Linked DNA regions of Homo sapiens: regions 2 and 3 are each linked to region 1. The links are chromatin loops, found by intact Hi-C in ENCODE. Cell type or tissue: MCF 10A. All regions are shown on one strand.

Region 1 (2,500 bases):
GAACCACTAGTTCATACCCTCCTTGGCCTTTGGCATATTCTATTCCTCCTTTTGTCTCTAATGTTTTGCTTGCATCCTTGGCACAAAACACCCACCCAATACCTAGGAGGTGTTCCATAAACACTGAAGAGGAGGAGGAGGATGCAGCGCCTAGAGGTGTCTTGTTGTTTTCAGACCTTGTTAGTCATCAGGTGTCAGAAGAAATCTGTAATGTGGACTTCATCATGCAAAATGGCTCACGCCTTGCCGAGTGGCACTCAGCCCAGGAGTGCGAACGGGGAGAGGAGATTTCAGCCAGACCCTGACTCTTGTTACCTCACCTGGGGATGTGCAGCCTTGAATGCACTGACTCACCATCCGCTTCTGGGAGGCTATTATTTTTATCAGTTTGCAGCAGCAGGAAGTGAGAAGAGAGCTTCTAGGAGGGAAAGGATGCCTGAGATTCAGCTGAGGACTTCAGCTGGTTCCCTGTTGCAGCCTCCTCCAGAAGTCTCTGTTTTTCCTGTGTAGCGTTTATCTTAGGTATGACCAATTAACGTGTTTATTCAATATATCTTCCCTTATTAGACCATCGGCTCCACCCAAACCAGGAATCAACTCTGCCTTTTTCACCCTGGTACCTGGCACACAGAAGGTACTCAGTAAAATATCGGTTGAGAAATGAATAAATCAACCTTTTCATGAAGAGGAAAGAGATAAATAGAATCGGTTAAGCTTGACACAGGAAAACCCGTTTGTTTGTTTGTTTGTTTGTTTGTTTTTTGAGACAGAGTCTGGCTCTGTGGCCCAGGCTGGAGTGCAGTGGCACGATCTTGGCTCACTGCAAGCTCTGCTTCCCAGGTTCAAGTGATTCTCCTGTCTCAGCCTCCGAGTAGCTGGGATTACAGGCACGAGCCACCACGCCCAGCTAATTTTTGTATTTTTGGTAGAGACCGGGTTTCACCATGTTGGCCAGGCTGCTCTCGAATTCCTGACCTGAAGTGATCCGCCGGCCTCAGCCTCCCAAAGTGTTGGGATTACAGGCAAGAGCGACCGCGTCCGCCCCCCTTTGCAAGCTTTAAAGGAAATTATTTGTCTCATAGATAGGATTATTCCCTTTGTGGGTGAGCCCTGGCGAGAACCTCCGTCCTGAGCCAACTTCCTTAGCGGGATTCTCACCCTGCCAGGTAAGATCCCTCTGTTACCAGGAGCTCCATAAAATGCAAATAAGTTTCAATATTCACTTAGGAAAATAAAAATGAGCAGTAAGTCAGCTAGGAGCAAAAGGAACGGGACATTCAAAGGCTGTGCCCAATGTCAGACAGAAGTAGCTTTGTAATTCTCCCAGTGTAGGGCTGCAGGCACCTGGCGCTGGAGACCCGGCCTGGACGAGGCAGGGCTCAGGGCGCGGCTGGAGGGGCTCGCCCGGCGGGGCGCTGGAGCGGGAGAAGGGCGCCCTCTGCCGGGGGTGAGGAAGATCAGTCCGCACGCGCGGTGCCTTGGTCTTGCAGCCTGTTCGAACCTCGCGCGAGGACATCCACTTCTTCCACGGGGAAAGTAGGAGGGTGGGGGCAGAAAAACCAAACTCCTGCCAAGAAGGTGCTTTGCACGAGCATTTTGCGACCCCATCCCTTCAGCCCCGAACCTCCCCCTGGCATAAGTGAAAGGACTGTAGTCAATTGCAGATGCTGTCAGGAAGCCAGGTGCGTCCTCACTCCCCAGCCCTAAAATCCAAAGAAAGAAGAGATTGTTTGAGACGATCTGAAGAAAGGTCAGGTCCTAACAGATCCACGGGACCTTCTTTTTCACCTTCCTTGTCTTGGGTTCTGGAGCACGGGCGCTGAATCAGCTGAATGCGGCCTGGGCATCTGGAAGTGGTCCTGAGGGACACCTCGCGGTGCAGCCCCCGGGACGACCCAGGACACCCTGGACACCCTGGACACCCAGGCCGAGAGCCGGGACCCGCCCACGCCTCCTCACTGCTGCTCGAGGGTAGGCAGGAGCACGCGGACCCCGTGGGGGCTGAAGCGGGGCTCTGCTGCCCGCCCTGCGCAAGCTCCCGGCTCTGGTTGCTGGTCCACAAAATCGGGAGGCTGAATTAGCCGGTCGGGTGGCCCCCAGCCTTATAGCTTCGAATTCTGTGATCCTATTTTAGACCCAGACTTGTCCGCGAAGGGAAATGAAGAGGCGCGGAAGGCTTGGAGCGTGAACCAAAAAACAATGGGTGGGGATCGTCTAACCAGCTCCCTTCCCTAGAAGGGCGGAAACGGCTTTCGAAGCATCCGCGATTCTCTTTATTGAATCTTGAGTGACACCTAGTGGCCCATCCGCCTCACCGTCACGGCGATGCTGGTTTCACTGGGCTTTTCAGAAGGCGTGCTGGCCTGCCCATGGTTCTCGGCTAAAAGACTTTGGAGCGTAGGGTGCCGATGAAGTTTCCTGGGACCTTCCGGAAGCACTTGCTGTCCCGTCAACAGCCCTGTACCTGCGATGCATGCAATTCTAATGAAAATGCCCTTCT
Region 2 (2,500 bases), 680 kb before region 1:
AAGGTTACAGTTAGCTGTGATCATACCACTGCACCCCAGCCTGGGCGATAGTGAGACCTTGTCTCTTAAAAACAAAACAAAACAAAACAAAAAGTTAATTATCATCAATGGACATTTTCAAGTGCATACCCCTTGCTTCATTTTATCTGTAAGCCCTGTGAATTTTACTACATGATTTTGTATAACATAACATTCTTAGAAACATATAATGTCTCATTATAGTAAAACTGACTGCCTATTTTCTAGCTGGGATTAGAAATAGAACCAAAGTTTTGCTCAAGCTCCCCATTACACTACTTCCTTACAAATCATAAGGCCACCTAGAGATACACTAAGATAAAAATGGCTGATGAGTACTTTTCTCCACAGCACTGCTATCCAACAGAAATATAATACAAGCCACGTAAGTATTTAAAAATTTTCTAGTAGCCAAATAAAAAAGTAAAAAGAAACAAGTAAAATTAATTTTAATATATTTTATCTAAAAATGTATTCAAAATATTATTTCAACATGAAATCAGTATGAAATTAATGATGTATTTTATCTTTTATCATAGCCTTCAATGCCCACTGTGCAAATTACACTTGTAGCACATGTTAATTTAAACTAGTCATATTTCAACTACTCAACAGCCACATGGAATGATTAGTGGCTCCCAAATTAGTCTGGAGAGTGAAACACAAGACAATCATGTTATAATGTTACTGCCTGGTCATTATGAATAATTTAATTTATTTCATATAATAGGTAAAATTTTGTACAGAAACTTTAAAGCATCACTATTTTCCCCTCAAAAAATTCTATACAAAAAGTAATGTCAGGCCGGGCGTGGTGTCTCATGCCTATAATCCCAGCACTTTGGGAGGCCGAGGCGGGCAGATCACCTGAGGTCAGGAGTTCGAGACCAACATGGAGAAACCCTGTCTCTACTAAAAATATAAAATTAGCCAGGCCTCGTGCTGCATGCCTGTAATCCCAGCTACTCGGGAGGCTGAGGCAGGAGAATCACTTGAACCTGGGAGACGGAGGTTGCAGTGAGCCGAGATCGTGCCACTGCACTTCAGCCTGGGCAACAAGAGTGAAACTCCGTCTCAAAAAAAAAAAAAAGTAATGTCAGAACATTTGACATCACTAATAACAGAAATGCATGTAACAACAGTTGCTGTTTGCTACACTCACAAGATTGTGTTTGAAAAAAATTTATGGCAATTTCAAAACACATTAAATGAACAAAAATTAATTCAAACAAGCTAACTGAATGATGAAGTAAAGAGTTCACTGAGGAACTATTTTAATTTTTACAGTACACACTACCCCCTAGTGGACATAAGACATCATCTACTTATTTCACCACCTTTCCTTTGCAAATGAAAAAACTGATGCTCTTAAAAGTTACTGTACCCAAGTTTGCTAAGCTTTTTAAACTTACATTATATGATCACTCCTTGCTTTGGTAAAACCAAACCAAAGTTAGCACCTACCTAAACACGTCCTTGAAAAAGACCTATAGATTCCAACAGTAAATAAAATGAAAATAGCTTAAGAAAACTAATAAAAGCAAACCAAGCAAAGCTAAGACAATTTTGTATTCCCTTTCTGCTTTCACCTCTTGTGCCTATCTTGCTCCTAACCACTTAGACTCCCCCAGATAAGCTAACTGGGTCCATGAGAATTTCCTGAAAATGCCTATCCTAAAGTCAAATGGAGAATAATGATTCTCAAGACACACCCCTCCCTTGTTCTTTCTTTTCCCTTCTACTCCCACATATTTAAATCTCAAAATTTCTTAGGTGGCAGATTCAGAGAAGGAAAAACGGAAGAAAAATCTATTTCTAAGATTCTGCGTACCAAAGACTAAATCTCAGAGTACTTTAGACCAGAGTATTCCTTTTTTGGGAAAAGCTTTATTTATGGGTTGATAGGTAACAAATAGGTAAGTACTCTCTATTCCACTTGAAGTAATAATGAACAGATGGGGCCAGATGACTTGGGCTAGAAATCTCTACATCCTAATTTTTTCCCTCAAACCTAGACCAGATCAATATTTCTGTGAAGCTCAGTGAAAAGGAATGGAGACTTGGGAGCTGGAGGGACTTCTGAAAGTCAAAGTATATATAATCTGAGATACATCAGAATGTATCTCAGGTCTGAATTAGTCTAAAAGTTTCTCCCTTGTACTTCCAGTTTCCTGTTCATTACCACCTCTCCACTTACTGTAACTACGCACAATAACTGCTGGTTTACTTCTCAGACCCTAAACTATTTGAAGAGAGGAACCCCAGCTAGTAAATGGTGGTAAATTCTAAATAAATGCTTGCTTGGTGAACGAACATCTGCAATGCTTAGGTACCACCCAGAGCTGATGAGGAATACTGTATCTGCTGTGTTCATTGGTAAATTCCATCTCAGGAACAGCATTTAAGATTATTCCAATCACTGACAATGACAATGGACAAAAATCAGAATAATCCTACTAACAAATTGTCCCACCAAGAAGAA
Region 3 (2,500 bases), 260 kb before region 1:
ATGTTTTATTGAAATAAAGCCTTAGAAGTCATCTGGTTTTACCTTTTACAAAGAAGAAAGCAGTCTAAGAGAGGCCAAATGACTTATCCCAAGCTATACGGCTAGGTAGTAGCAGATTCAAATTTATACTACCCAGGCTTCCTAATTCTTAGCCCAGAGCTGTGTCCACCCTACCACCCACCTTTTAATTCAGTGCGAGCTCAATTATTGCTAACAGTTTTATTGTTGACCTTCCATGGACTCGATAGTCAAATCAAGTCTTCCATTACAATAAATGGGATTTATTTGTATTTTGCAACATAACCTTGTTCTTTGGAGTGGGTTTCACTTAATCATCCTGGAAATCGGTTTTAGAAAGACTAAACATGATTTCTCCATCTCTCTGTGAGGACCAAATTGTTCTCTGTGATTATCTATCAGAACAAGCAGAACAAGGGGTTCTAATTAGTTTTCCTTTTGAGGTTTTTTTTTTTTTTTTTTTCTTTTTCCAGGCAGTCAGTCTCTCAGCCAAAGGGATTTTTCTGCAGAGCCTTTGTACTCAGGGACCAGGGTTAATTCATGAGTCCTGGGAGGTGGCTGATCAGGTTAGTTTTTCCAGCCTGGAACAGCCCCGCCCTACCCCTGACCTCCTCCACTCCACCACTCTACTCACTCCACTCACTCCACTCACATTAGCTACAGAGAAACTGGATGTTGTCAGCCCCAGGGGTACCGTGAGACAGCTGGGTTCAGAGTGACTCTTGACCTTCCCTCTCTCACTCTCTCCCTCCCTCCTTCCTTCCCTTCCTCCCTTGCTTCTCTCTTTCTCTCTCTTTTTTTTTTTTTTCCTTTGCGCTCATCAGTTTATGGTCTACTTCACTAATTGGTCTGTGAAAAGCTTCTTCCTTTTCCATTCATATACTCACTCTTGTTCCCCCTCCCTCTCATAGATAAGGATAACTATTCTGACTGATATGTATTCCTTTATTTGTGTGTGTTTTTGTAAGTGGTGTTTTGGACATACATTCTTTTTTGTTTTTTGAGACAGAGTCTGGCTCTTTCACCCAAGCTGAAGTTCGATCAGTGACACAATCAGGGTTCACTGCAGCCTTGACCTCCCTGGCTCAGGTGATCTTCCCACCTCAGCCTCCCCACCGAGCACCTGGGACTACAGGTGTGCACCACCACACCTGGCTAATTTTTTGTATTAATTTTTTTTTTTGTAGAGATGGAGTTTTGCCACATTTCCCAGGCTAGCCTTGAACTCCTGAGCTCAAACGATCCACCCGCCTCGACCTCCCAAAGTGTTGGGATTACAGGCGTGATCCATGGGTGCCCGGCCTGGACATATATTCTTAATTTGCATTTGTATAGACCTGATTCTTTTCCTTACATTTTTTGCTCTCCACTGCATTTAGTCCATCCCCTCTAACTCTGCCAGTATTCCCTATGTGCTGTTTTGTATTTCTATATCTCTTCCCCCAGCAATGAGCTTTTAGATTGCTTCCAACTCCTTTCTTCCGACAGTATTACCTCATATAAACAACCTCATAGTGACCCCTCATGGATCTGTGTAGGAATTTTCCTGAGATGGAGATATCTATACCTATATCTATATCTCCCAAAAGAGGGTTTCTGGATTATAAGATATACGTGTATTTGCTAGCACAAATAACGAAGCTTTACACAAACAACCTAATACATGTCCCTTACAGGTCTTTTTTAGAACTTTTCTTGGGTACGTCTAACAGAACAAGATTGGAAAGTACATTCAATTTTACCCACACTGCCAACTTGCTGGCCAGTACGACTGTCCGATCTTTATTTCCATTGGCGGTGAACAACGTTCTCTACATCACGTCCCAGCCTAAGCTTGGTATTGTCTAGATTTCTATACATATAAAGTGCTTTATCATTGTTGTTTACATTTGTTTCTTAAATTTCTGCATTTGAGCATCTCTTTATGTGCTCGCTTTTGTGTTTCCTCTAATTCGAATCACCTGTTCATACCTTTGTTCTGTTTCCTGTGGAGGTTCTTACCTTTGCTGTTGGTTTTCAGAAACACCTTACCCAGCCTAGATAGTGTTTCCCTTATTGGTCTTAGACATTAGCCTTGGTCTTAGACATCAGCTTGGATCACGTCTCCTTCATTGAGCAGAAATCCGTAATTTTGATATAAAAAATTTACCTTTGGGAGATTAATTTTAAAAACCACTTCTGACCACAGGCCATAAAGATACTCCTGCCTTATTTTCCATGAACTTTATAGTTTTACCTTTTACCTTTGGGACTTTATCTCCATGGGATCCACCACTGTTCATGGTGTGATGCTCTAGGCCAGTTTTCTTTTCCTCTGTAATTAGCTAGTTCTCCTCAGTTTGGGGAAAGCCTCTTCTTTCCCCATTATGGAATTTTAATTGTCACAATAGGAATTGGCATCTTTATATTATAACAATGTCATCCCATCTAGCACAACAGGGACTCTCCTTTTAGTCAGATCTTGCTTTATGTCTTTTAATAA

What was found. Peaks named below come from ENCODE experiments on the same cell type or tissue, not always from the same donor. Only the 100,000 strongest peaks of a DNase experiment are listed, where the experiment ranks them.
Region 2: it touches region 1 in a loop (6-fold over the local background); 16 of 110 quality-filtered maps call a loop at or near these places.
Region 3: it touches region 1 in a loop (8-fold over the local background); 2 of 110 quality-filtered maps call a loop at or near these places.

The regions. Positions count from the first base shown.
Region 1 is chr12:94,100,130-94,102,629 of GRCh38, forward strand. LOC124902986 (a long non-coding RNA gene) reads left to right here and starts at 1,484. Exons shown (of 2, transcript XR_007063409.1): 1 at 1,484-2,500. RefSeq lists enhancers at 452-961, 962-1,470, 1,527-1,586, 2,037-2,206. In MCF 10A, CTCF peaks have their summits at 1,426 (motif pointing left) and 2,306 (motif pointing left); DNase peaks (open chromatin) are centred at 262, 1,432 and 2,272.
Region 2 is chr12:93,418,297-93,420,796 of GRCh38, forward strand. The region is part of intron 1 of UBE2N (ubiquitin conjugating enzyme E2 N); the gene reads right to left. Among named protein-coding and RNA genes, the nearest start is that of UBE2N, 22 kb to the right of the region's middle. In MCF 10A, a CTCF peak has its summit at 1,306 (motif pointing left); no DNase peak of the experiment used is centred here.
Region 3 is chr12:93,837,753-93,840,252 of GRCh38, forward strand. The region is part of intron 2 of CRADD (CARD and death domain containing adaptor protein); the gene reads left to right. Among named protein-coding and RNA genes, the nearest start is that of CRADD-AS1, 100 kb to the left of the region's middle. In MCF 10A, a CTCF peak has its summit at 1,529; no DNase peak of the experiment used is centred here.